4 separate regions of the Homo sapiens genome follow, and all the other regions are linked to region 1. A link is a contact called in ENCODE Hi-C data. All regions are on one chromosome and are shown on one strand. Each heading gives the region's core, a stretch centred on a gene start or an enhancer-like site at or near the end of the contact. The rest is flanking DNA. Distances are from core to core; before and after follow the strand shown. Region 1 holds the start of ACADM (acyl-CoA dehydrogenase medium chain). Region 2 overlaps AK5 (adenylate kinase 5). Region 3 overlaps ERICH3 (glutamate rich 3). Region 4 overlaps AK5 (adenylate kinase 5).

The links. A loop is a pair of places that touch in the nucleus more often than their neighbours do. Pooled maps may share reads with other maps.
Region 2: a map with no recorded cell type shows a loop between it and region 1 (7-fold over the local background). The contact joins the enhancer-like site here to the promoter of ACADM in region 1. A Hi-C loop is called at or near these places in 4 of 37 single-sample maps with no recorded cell type and 2 of 50 pooled maps.
Region 3: a pooled map shows a loop between it and region 1 (10-fold over the local background). The contact joins the enhancer-like site here to the promoter of ACADM in region 1. A Hi-C loop is called at or near these places in 2 of 37 single-sample maps with no recorded cell type and 3 of 50 pooled maps.
Region 4: a loop to region 1 is called in a pooled map, with 5 times the contacts of the local background. The contact joins the enhancer-like site here to the promoter of ACADM in region 1. A Hi-C loop is called at or near these places in 4 of 50 pooled maps.

Annotation. Positions count from the first base shown.
Region 1 is chr1:75,723,326-75,726,025 of GRCh38, reverse strand. It overlaps ACADM (acyl-CoA dehydrogenase medium chain), which reads right to left and starts at 1,317. Exons shown (of 12, transcript NM_000016.6): 1 at 1,209-1,317. The coding sequence starts at 1,238. It also overlaps a transcript of SLC44A5 not described here. RefSeq lists enhancers at 1,102-1,191, 1,842-1,931 and silencers at 1,322-1,371, 1,422-1,471.
Region 2 is chr1:77,411,344-77,414,043 of GRCh38, reverse strand. The region is part of intron 7 of AK5 (adenylate kinase 5); the gene reads right to left. Among named protein-coding and RNA genes, the nearest start is that of AK5, 130 kb to the right of the region's middle. Within about 2 kb of position 1,448, at least 4 of the 41 ENCODE cell types and tissues checked have a DNase peak (open chromatin) inside an H3K27ac peak, as active enhancers do.
Region 3 is chr1:74,651,482-74,654,181 of GRCh38, reverse strand. The region is part of intron 1 of ERICH3 (glutamate rich 3); the gene reads left to right. Among named protein-coding and RNA genes, the nearest start is that of ERICH3, 21 kb to the left of the region's middle. Within about 2 kb of position 1,406, at least 4 of the 41 ENCODE cell types and tissues checked have a DNase peak (open chromatin) inside an H3K27ac peak, as active enhancers do.
Region 4 is chr1:77,430,125-77,432,824 of GRCh38, reverse strand. The region is part of intron 8 of AK5 (adenylate kinase 5); the gene reads right to left. It overlaps LOC124904202 (a long non-coding RNA gene), which reads left to right. Exons shown (of 2, transcript XR_007066178.1): 2 at 1-92. Among named protein-coding and RNA genes, the nearest start is that of AK5, 150 kb to the right of the region's middle. Within about 2 kb of position 1,289, at least 3 of the 41 ENCODE cell types and tissues checked have a DNase peak (open chromatin) inside an H3K27ac peak, as active enhancers do.

The DNA of each region.
Region 1 (2,700 bases), core at 68-2,567:
CAATGCCCATCAACCTGTTAATTACATAACAAAGTTAGCCAGTTAATTAGAGAGGTGGTTTGCAAATAGAAAACAGAAACAGCACGGGATCTGGAGTTATAATTGCTGAATGTGAATCTAGGTTCCACAACCATATTTGTGGCCGTAGACAGGTTTACAAACTGCTTATAGCTTCCGTTCAAAACCAAAAAATGGGACTAATCTCACTGCGTATTTTCGGACGATTAAAGTACGATAATGTTTTGAAAGCCTAATGCTATATAACTATTGGTTTTATTACTTCGGGCTCTCTGTCTAGAACAATGAAATTCCAAATATCGAAACAGCACCACTAGAATTGAACACTTTTGTGCATTTCTTGGGAATATAAGAGTGTCAGTTTTATGGGTTAAAGAAGAGAAAAAGGGTGTAAGTTTTCTATATCAGGTTTTTTTTAGATCCTTCCTTGGAGGTTGAGAAATCTGCTTTTCTGGTGTAGGAGTTAAAAATAGCTGAAATCTCCCAATTTCTGCCTTCACTGCACATTAACTTGCATAACACCAGCAAAACATGGGCAGCAATTCTTTAGGATTATTCTAAAACCGCAGCTTTTTTGGTCCAAGACATAACTTTAACTTAATTTTAAGTGACATCTAAATGGCAGTGGTGTGAACATATCAAGAATATTTAAGATACCAAAATTCATCTAGTGACAAACTTATTTAGAATCTATTAAGATCCAATACTAGAATATACACACAAGTTCACATAAAATTCTGCAGGTTTTTTTTTTACTTTTTTTTTTCCCGTAAGCAACGTGGAAACGTTACAACGAAAAGCTTATTAAACATTAAGTATTTCAAGGAGTAGCTGCTCCATTTTTCTTTTTCCCGTGGTTCTGACACAGAGACGGGGTCACTTTGGAAAAAGGTGGGATTCCCGCGGTAAATATTTGGAGGGTTTACCAGAGAAAGAAAAACGATATTCTAAAGAGAGGATGCCGGCTATAACGGGGTCGCCTGACGGGAGGATACGGAAAATGAAACGCTAGGCTACGTTCCGTCCGGTGGTAGGAGGCGTGAAAGCAGGTTGGGGGCCCCTAGGCTGGCTCCTTCCTCAGCCCGACTTCCCACTCCTCCCGGCCGCACCTATTTTTGGCCCAGGGCCCCCTGCTCCGACACCACAATACCCATGTTCCAGCCCCACCGCACCGCTGGGCTCCCTCTCACCCTGCAGCATCGCCCGAACCCCGCTGCCATGTTGGCTCCCGTTCCGGCCACTCGGACAATAATACACGGGTCACGGCCTTGACATACTCCCCGAACGCGGGACTCCTCTGGTCCCGCCCACTGGAGCCCGTGGGCGGGATGGGGCGGGGCGGGAAGAGGCGGTTGGGCTGCGGAAGGACGGGGCGCTGCGCTAGGCGGGGTGGCAGCGGTCCCCGGCGCCGGGTAGCCAACGCATGCTCCGTGACCCTTGCGTGCGCCGTCGCTGCGACCTGGGGAGGGGTCGCATCCCCTCTCCGGGCAATCTCTGATAGTCCTGGTTTGGTTTTCTGCGTTTCCACCTCTGGCCCTCTCTGTGGGACGCCGAGGCTGACCGCAGCGCGGAAAGAGAGCCAGGGCGGGGGAGGGGGACGGCGGCGGGGCTGGGAGGGCCCGGTTGCGCTGAACGGTGGGGGGACTTGCGGCGCGGTGCAGGACGGGAACCTGGGTTAGAGGGCGTGGCTGGGGCCTGGAGGGAGAGCGGCCCCCGTGGTCAGCCTTCACCTTTACCCGGAGAGAACGGTCAAACCCAGATCGTGTCTGCTTGGCGGATTCAAAGTATTAGTACATTTTGCTCTCAAATGCCCTACCTAAAGCGAAAGCATACTTGTGTTTCCTTAAAATTTAAAAGAGAATTTAATTGTTTAGGTAAATTTGACCTTTCCGCGTATTCCCAAGGCTGTTTATGACTTGTCCGCTGATGTGGTGTCCTTGGATATGCGGGTGCAATCCGAGGCTGTCCAAAGCTCCTGGTTCAGCGAATGATGGAAGTGAATGTCTCCCTGAGGAATTCTACCTGGAGTCACTTTCTCTTCCAGTGAGACCCTGAGTTTTGAGATGGTAGCTTATACTAAATCTTATACTAACTTAACATTTTCTTTTGCCCAATAAAGGTCACCCATAAATTCATCTAATTTAGCTGTTAAAATTCTATATCCTGTTATTGTATTCCCCTACTTTGTCTTCTGGGAATTTATAGTGTGTTAGTCCTAGGTACAAGGCAGAATGTTAATTAAGCGCTATATTCAAAGTGAAAGTACCAGGAAAATTCGGAAAAGGGATAAAGAGCTGAGTTTGTCCTGGTATAGGCAAGAAAGCCTTCAAAGTGGTGGTGGTAAGTAAAACACAAAGCGGACTCTTAAAGATGATTAGGAATTGTCTATTCATGTCTCCTTTGTTCCAATTTCTTATTCTGAACATTTTAAACACAGAAAAGATGAACGAAAAGCACAAAATCACCCATATGCCTATTGTAACCCCTTCTTACTGTACACGTGGCTGGCAGAGAAGCGAAGATGGAGCCCTCATCTTAAACATGTCTAGTCGGTAGTTCCTGCCACCATTCACCCAAGCAAGCTACCCCCTTGTTTGTCTGTGCCTGCAGCTCGACTTCACAGGCTGCTCTTAGAAAAGGATTTGGGGCTGCTTTTCATTAAAAAGAAAAGCCTTACTGATG
Region 2 (2,700 bases), core at 199-2,698, 1.7 Mb before region 1:
CCTGACCTGCATTAAGCACTGAGAGGCCAGCTCGAATTCCACAGGCATGGAAAGTGTTCATTACAATGTGTAGGAAGAGCACTGTATTTACTTGGAAAAATATTCTGACGGTATTTGGGACTAGAACTCTTTGAGGGATCTGGGTGTTGATGGGTTGCTCTGGGTGAGAAGGGGAAGTGGGGAGTTTTTCAGTTACTCCAGGACAGGGTTGGGGCAGGGAGGAGGGCAGAGAAGGAGAAGAGAGAAGAAGTAGATCCAGGAAAAGTGGAGAAAGTTGTATTGTGTAAGATGTGGTTTCTCCCCATGAGCCCTCAAATCTGCTGCAAAGACAGGAACCCATAGATAGCCTTTTCAATGTGACAACCACATACTTTGCATACAGAAACCATTTATTTTTCAGAACAATCCTCTGGGGTAGCTGCTATTATTATCCCCTCTTTATAGATAAGGAGATGGAGGCCCAGAGCAGTTGAGTGACGCAGCCAGATGGCTTTGCTAGAAGTGTGGGTGGAGGGCTTCATTGAGGGGGAGACACTGTAGACAGGCCTTGAAGAAGCAGACGATCAGAGCAATGGTAGTCTCTAAGAAAAGTCCTGGTACACCTGTGGGTCACAGGGTGCTATTCAAGGGCCTAATCTAGTCTGGGGTGGGGTCTGAGAAAGTCTCCTTGAGAAAATCACCACGTTTACTCTGAGGCGCAAAGTAGAATCTGGCCAGGTGCAGGATGGGGCTCTATGGGGTTGGGAGAGTGAGAGGGATGCAAATGAGGAGAGGCATTTTCTAAGCAGAGAGAAGAGCAGGTGGAAAATGCCTAAGGCAGGAAGGAACTTGAGGTATTCAGAGAACTGGGGGAAGCTGGTGCCAGTGACGTTGGGGAGGGGATGTTATGGCAGTAACAGGACCACTGCAGGAAAGCAAAGGATTTGGGGCTTTCTTCTGTGCTAAGGGTACTCGTGGCCAGCCTGCAGGAGTCATTGAAGGTTTTGTTTTGTTTTTTTTTCAGAAAGGCAGGATGATTAGAGCTGCATTCTGTGAAGATCTCCATGGCAGCAGGACATTCATGACAGACAGGAGAGGCCAGGGATGAGGAATGACAAAGCGTTTGGTGACTGCAGTGGGAATAAAGACAAAGGTTTGGACTCCCAAGGTGCCCCCGTGGATTGATGATCAGTGTGGAGTGTGAGGGCAAGAACACTTCTGCCTGGCTCCCCGGAGAAAGGTCAAGGTGAGAGAAAGAGAATTGGATGCCATTCATAGGAGGCGATATGGGAGCTGTGGGGCAGCTGAGATTCTGCAGAAAGAGAGTTGAGAGAGAAAAAAACAGTGGCGGGACCAAACCTGGAGGCTGACAATTCATAGAGCAGAGGCCATGGATATGACTTATTTATTGGGTGAGTCATCAACATTTATAAGCCAGGAGATTTCACCATTGTTCCTTAACAGCGACAGTTTCCTGGAGCTACACAGTATCTGCCTCCTGCAGGGGAGGCACCATTTACTTCTAGTTTACTGCACTTTATTCACCTAGGGCTGTTTTAGAGAAAACAAACTTATTCTAAGGCTGAAGCAGAAGCCAGCTTTCAGGGGGTCTCAGGAGTGGAAGAGTTAGCGGGAGTTGAGGCTGCAAGCACAGAGTCTTCTGTTTATGAGCTCTGAGGTACAGAGAGGAGAAAGTAGACACCTGGAAACTGCTGTTAAGGCTCAGGCACTATGCACTTTACCAAGGGGACCTTAAGAGAATGAGGACACAGCACGTGTCCTCAGGCGGTTTCCTATTGGTACAGAAACCAGCACAGTTGCATCACTGCAGGGCACAAGGCTCCCTAGTGGAGAAACACCGCTAGGGAGCCACGAAGTGCTGGGTGTCCCAAAGAAGGGGTGGCTTAAATCAGCCCCTCCATCCCACTGTATTAGCAAACTGAGGATATCTAGCAGTTAGATATTTGTCGTTAGAGGTAGTCACTTCTAAAGCATCTTCTAAATAAAATATTAACTTGAAAAGCACAGAGTCATAGTATTTTTCAGAGCAGCAGTAGTCATGTTTTCATAATCTTAAATGATTCTCAATATTTCATCTTTCTTGCAATAGGCCAACTTTTTATAAATCTCATCAGAAAGTTAGGCAGATGAGTTTACATCGGTTATCTGTGTTCTGTGGGTCTGCCCAGAAAGACTACCACCTTACCCTTGTAATTCTGTCTTTCTTTGAAGCTACTCTTAGGTGGCTTCAAATAGTGATTTAAAATGTTAAGTGTTTAGCCTTTTTTCTTTGTGGCCCCAAGCTTTTGGTCTTTACCCTTTGAGATCATTACTCAGAAGAAAGAAGGTCAGGACTGAGACTAAGATTGGAGAGTCATCCACATAGAATTGATGTTGAAGCCACCTGTGACAATGAGTTGGCTCAGGGTCAGAGTACGGAGAGAATGAGAGGGGGGTCAGGACAGAACCATGAGTACTGCCTACATTAGGAGGTATGATTACTCTACATCAGAGTCCAAAGTCAAAATTCCAGGCAAGAGCACTTAGGAAGAGAAGAGGTAGGGTCACACAGGAGCTGTGGGTTGGGATGGGAGTGGCTACCAGATTGGAGGGGATGCTTTTATCCAGGCAATGAGGTAGAAACCTATCGTATGAGTTAGGGGGTCCTGGAGATATTGTAAATTTTAATTGTACAAAGTATGGGTTAGGTTAGATATTTTT
Region 3 (2,700 bases), core at 157-2,656, 1.1 Mb after region 1:
TGTGAGGACTCAGAAACGAGAGAAAACCTCCATCTTCTTAGAGACTACATAAACAATAATAAACAGAATATTGGTGGAAATACAGATGGTAAAGGTCATTTTAATGAGGTTTCAAATGGAAATGAGGAACATGTTATTTGAAATGGGAGAAAAGGCAATCTTATAATAAATTGACAAAGAATTGGCTGAACTGTGTTCGTATACTAGTGTTTTTGAAAGGCAGAAAAATTGAGGCAGAGGGTCACTTGTTCACAGTTATGGAGCCAGTAATGGTGGAGCCAGAATTGAACTGAAGCTAGAGTTGGCATTTCTCTATCTCTTTTCATCCCCAAAGGTAATGTAGACAGTGTGGGGATGGGTAGTACAGGGAGAGATGAGGGTAGAGTTACAGGGTGCTTCAGGCCAGAAGAAATAACATTATCAATGTGATCCATAAAGAAATATTGCCTTAGGTTTTCCTAAAACTGACTCACATTAAGCAATAATCTTGTTTTGGAGCTTTTCCACTTTAGTAAGATAAAAGAGCTGTAATAGTTAGATATTGTTCATATTACATGGGTCTAAAACAACTAGATGAGACTATGTATGTGAGAGTGCTTTGTAATCTGCAAAATGGAATATGGATATTACACTCCTTCCCCAGCTCAGGATTCAGTGCCTGACATGGAGATACTTGGTAATTAATTAGCTTATGATACGGGAAGAACTCTCTCTCTCTCTTTCTCCTCTCTCTCTCTTTCTCCTCTCTCTCTCTCTCTCTCGTTCTCTCTCTCTCTCACATACATACCCAGACACAGACACACACACACGTGCACACACAGTGTGTATCTAGTGTGTGCATCTCCCCACTAGATTGGGAGCTCCATGAGTGCAGTGTCTGTGCCATCTCTGTGTCCCTAATGCCTTACAGAATAACCTAAAATTAGTCATTAAACAATAAGCTTTTGTGATTTAAAAAAACTATTATAGTGCCTTTCCTTTTAGCTGGGATTTTTATATGGTAGACTATCTCTCTTTGGGATCAGGAGAAGGGATTGTTATGAATCACTGACTTTACTACAGAGCCACATTTATATATTACATGGTGGGAGGCAGGGTTAGAGGGTTAAGTGCTGAAAGGCCGCAGCTGGGAAGGTAGCACCCCGGTGACTCAGCTTTGGCTCCTCTAAACTTCAGGCCCTGAAGGATGTGGTGTGTGCACTGAAGTGAGGGAAACAGGAACCAGCATGGAGACAAGGTTGCTCTGTTTCCTCGGAGACTGTTTTCCCCAGTGCATTGAGCCAGGAAGTGGGTTTTTCCCCCACCTAGTGACCAGGGGATGGGTAGATAGTCTTGTTCATCACATAAAGAAACAAACGTGTTAGACTGGTCTGGCCAGTGACTTGTGGGTCTTGGCATGACAACATAGCCTGCGAGTAATATGGTCACAATGCCCTGGTGCTTGCTGTGACCAACGGAATCGATGAAAAGGGTGCAGTGGAGGATCACAGGCCTGAAGCAGCACGACCAGGAAGTCTAGTGTTGACACTGGATGCAGAGTGTAACATACAAGCTGCAACACAATCACCAAGCCCAGAGCAAGGTGACCTTAGTCAGCCCAGGGTTATGCCATGAGCAAGAAAGAAAAAAAAAAAAGAAAAGAAAAGTGAAGGGAGTAAGTAGCACTGAACGCAGAGGAAAAGGGTGGAATTTCAGAAAAGCTCTGCTAACCTGAGTTTGTGTTGGTCAGTGAGCTCTTGTAACTGGGTAAATGTGAAAATGGGCTACAAGCGCATATCAAGTACAGGTGAAAAGGACCAGAACAGAGAGGATCAGCCAGACCACAGTGTAGCTGACACTGGCCCACGCAGCATTTGACCATCTCCCTGGAAAGGAGTCTTGATGGTCAGAAAGATGGTCACATGTATATGCATGCAGTGGAAATGCTTGAATTGACCATTTTACCAAATCTGTATATAATTTACTTTAGAGCAATTTCTTGATATCAAACAATTTAGTAATGTAAAGTTTCAGTTAAAAAAATTCCAGCATTGTCTAAAAATGAAATAACTGAGCCGGTTATTATTCAGCTGTCCTACCAAGCTAGTCATATGGTGATAGTTGTGGAAGGAGTTGCTTACAAGTGGTATCCCAAGCAAGAACCCACATTTATTCCTAAATAGGAAAAGATGATGTGTAAAAAGGTTTCAACCCAACTGGACCTGCTTGACGATTTGTAAGCCTGGACAGGCATCGTGCACACATTTGTTAGTAGAAGCCCGAGAGAGCAGAATTAAAATCAGGTGCTACCAAAGCTGGCTAAGCAATTGTTATTAGGATCTAAATATTAAAGAAGTTACAGAGCCTGAATTAAGGAAGGGGATAATTTATCAGTCAATAGGGAAGTTGAGGTTTATGTGATCCCAACTTTTTGACCCCCACTTCATTTAATCGGGTTTTAGCACTCCCAGCTATTCCAAAATTATTGATTTTTTTAAGAAAAAACTTGAGCCTGAAAAACAGACAAAAGACTATATATGATATCACTCTAATGATTTATCTTAAGAATCTGTGAACTGTGGAATCATGATTGTTAGGACTGAGAGACACCTGCTCACCTTTCTGAAATGAGGAGCTGAAAAGATATTCTGAGATTTAGAAAGGGTAAGGTATACAATGTTGACCTTTTGGAGACAGGAAACCTTTGATGAACTATAGGAC
Region 4 (2,700 bases), core at 40-2,539, 1.7 Mb before region 1:
TTCACAATCAGCAGCTTCTGCTCATAACTTAAAAGAACATGACCTCTTAGGTATCTATTGTTTAAATAAAAAAAAGTCTACGCTTCCACTAATACTACATGTTATACTTGGGTAAATTCCTCTGGGGAAGTTGAGGCCCATATCCACAGAATTTTTTAAATGGGTCACACAGTAACAACAGATGTCATCTAATTCTCAATGGTCATTTGCTTTATTCAATTGTTTGTCTTTAAGACTGGATTCATGGCTCAAAACCATTATACAAACTTGGATTTACCATATTACTATTAATTTTATTTTATATTTTTGTTTTTAAAACTTGTACCTGTTGCTTGTTAAATTTCTGCAGAAGTACAACTCCTAACAGAATAATGCTGGCCCAGTGCTTTGAGATTGTGGCCAAAATACTATGGAATAGACAAAACTGAACATAGCAATAAATTCCAGGTAGACTTAGCCTGAGAGCCATTTCCTCCAAGCCTCCCTTGTTGCTCAAATGTGGCTAGAACGCTTTTGACACAGATTCCTACTCACCAATCACGTCTTCTGATATGGGACCAGACCAACAATCTGGGACACATCCTGGCACCAAGGGACAATGAAAATCTAACTACAGGATGATTGAATGGTGATACTTTCAGAAAAAGATCTTGATCAAAAGGGGGGAAATGTGAAAGTTATCAGAATCAAAATAGAGTCACTTGTGTCAACAAGAAAAAAACAAAACCAAAAACAGCTGAAAAACAGTGCTTGGGAAGGCCATAAAGGGAGGATTCTCACGCACAAGTTCTTGATAACAAAACTACCACAAAAAATTCTGCAAAAACTACAACTTCACACAAAGGCCATCACAACCTTACACAGAAAACACTTCTTTGAGGACATCTGCCCAGCAATTGCCTTTCCAAACTTGGACTGACACCACCTTTGTTACTTATCCTTGTAGCCAAGGATAATTATCTCAAAACTATTATGTAATCCTCCTCATTTTTTTCTTACAAGACCTTTGTCTTCCTTTACCTCCCTGAATACACACATAGTTTACAATGGCACCCATATTCCTATTGCAATGCCCATTTCTGAATAAATATCATTTTCTGTTAGAGAATTTCCCTCTCTGTTATTTAGAATGACACAATTTGCTAGGATCAAATATTCTTTTAAACCAAGAGATAGCACTCTTGATTTAAAAGAGTGACATAGGGTTATATTTTTAAAGAAGTCAAATATGCTTCTAGTGCTTTTGGGCGTTGGCTCCTAATTGTTCTCTACCCACTTCCTTCCTAAACTGCTTAGAATCCTCAGCTCATTACCACTTATACTCTGCCAATGCTTTGCTCTCTGCCTTTCTGAACCACATATTTGCTAAAATTCCATCACTGTGTGAACCAAATTACTGACCTTCTCTGTGTCCTGCTAGAATTCCACAACACTCAGTATAGCGCCTATAAGAGTGTCTGGCACCTAAGGCCACCCAATAAACATTTGCTAAAGGAATGAAAAAAATGAAAATGATTGATTCGTCAAAATAAATTTCTAGTCACTAATGTCAAATGGGCTCTCAATTCACTAATATCAAATGAAATGCTTGGTAATCCTGTTGTGTTTCCTTAGCACATTGCCTGCTAGATTTCACAACAGTTCAGGCTTCTACTCTCTTGAAACCCTGAAATCTCAACAGATGGCTTTGCCTCTGGAAGTCATCTTACAGGAACTCTTTGACTTCCCACCATTAAATATACAAACCCATCCTCCTATCCTATCAATGTTCCTTCTGTCTTAACCCACACGAGACTCTTTTGGTCTCATGCCAGTCTCTCCACCAGGGCTGGAGAACCCAGTCCTACCACATTCAGATAGACTTTCCTCTCTCTTATACTTGTATATTCTCCTTTTCACAAACAAGTAGACCTTTCCTGTGAGTTAAAACATGCTTAAGTGTCTTCACTTTATAGCGCTTTGTAAAGTTCTCAATTTCCTCCGTGTTTCTATATTCAATGATTATTTTCCAGTCTCTCTCTTCCTTATCTTCTCAGCCACATTTGGCACTCCCTGCCTCCTGAAATACTGTTTTCTCTGGCTTTTGGAACACCACATTCTACTGATTTTCCTCATATCTCTCTAATGGCTTCTTCTACGTCTTTCTGCTCTTTCATCTTTCTCTACTAAGACTTTAAATTTCCTCGGTGTTCAGCTATAGAGCCTCTTCTCTCAATTTTGTTTTCTTTCTCTATCTCATCTCCACTCACAAATTCAAGTCCTATCTATATTAAAAAGGCTCACAAATTTGTATTTCCAGCTCAGATATTTCCTCTGAACACCAGACCTATATATTTAATTGCTCACTGAAATTTTCTACTTGGATATGTTAAGGCACTTTGAACTCAGCATGTCTAAAATTACACTCATGCCCTATCTTTACAGAACTCGTCTTTTCTCAGTGAATGCCACCACTGTCTACCCAGCTGTACCAGTTGAAAACCCAGAAGTCATCTTCAACAGCTCACCCCCTGTTGGCTCCCATATCCATTCCAACATGAAGTCCTGTTGACTTTCGTCACAAGTTCTTCTCAAATACACCTCTTTCTCTCTGTCCCCTTTTTTACTCCAGTGTCACCATCAACTCTTGTTTGGACCACTGCAGCCTCCCACTCTGGACTCCATAGATGCCTTGTTTTTTTGTTTTTTTTTTTTGAACTC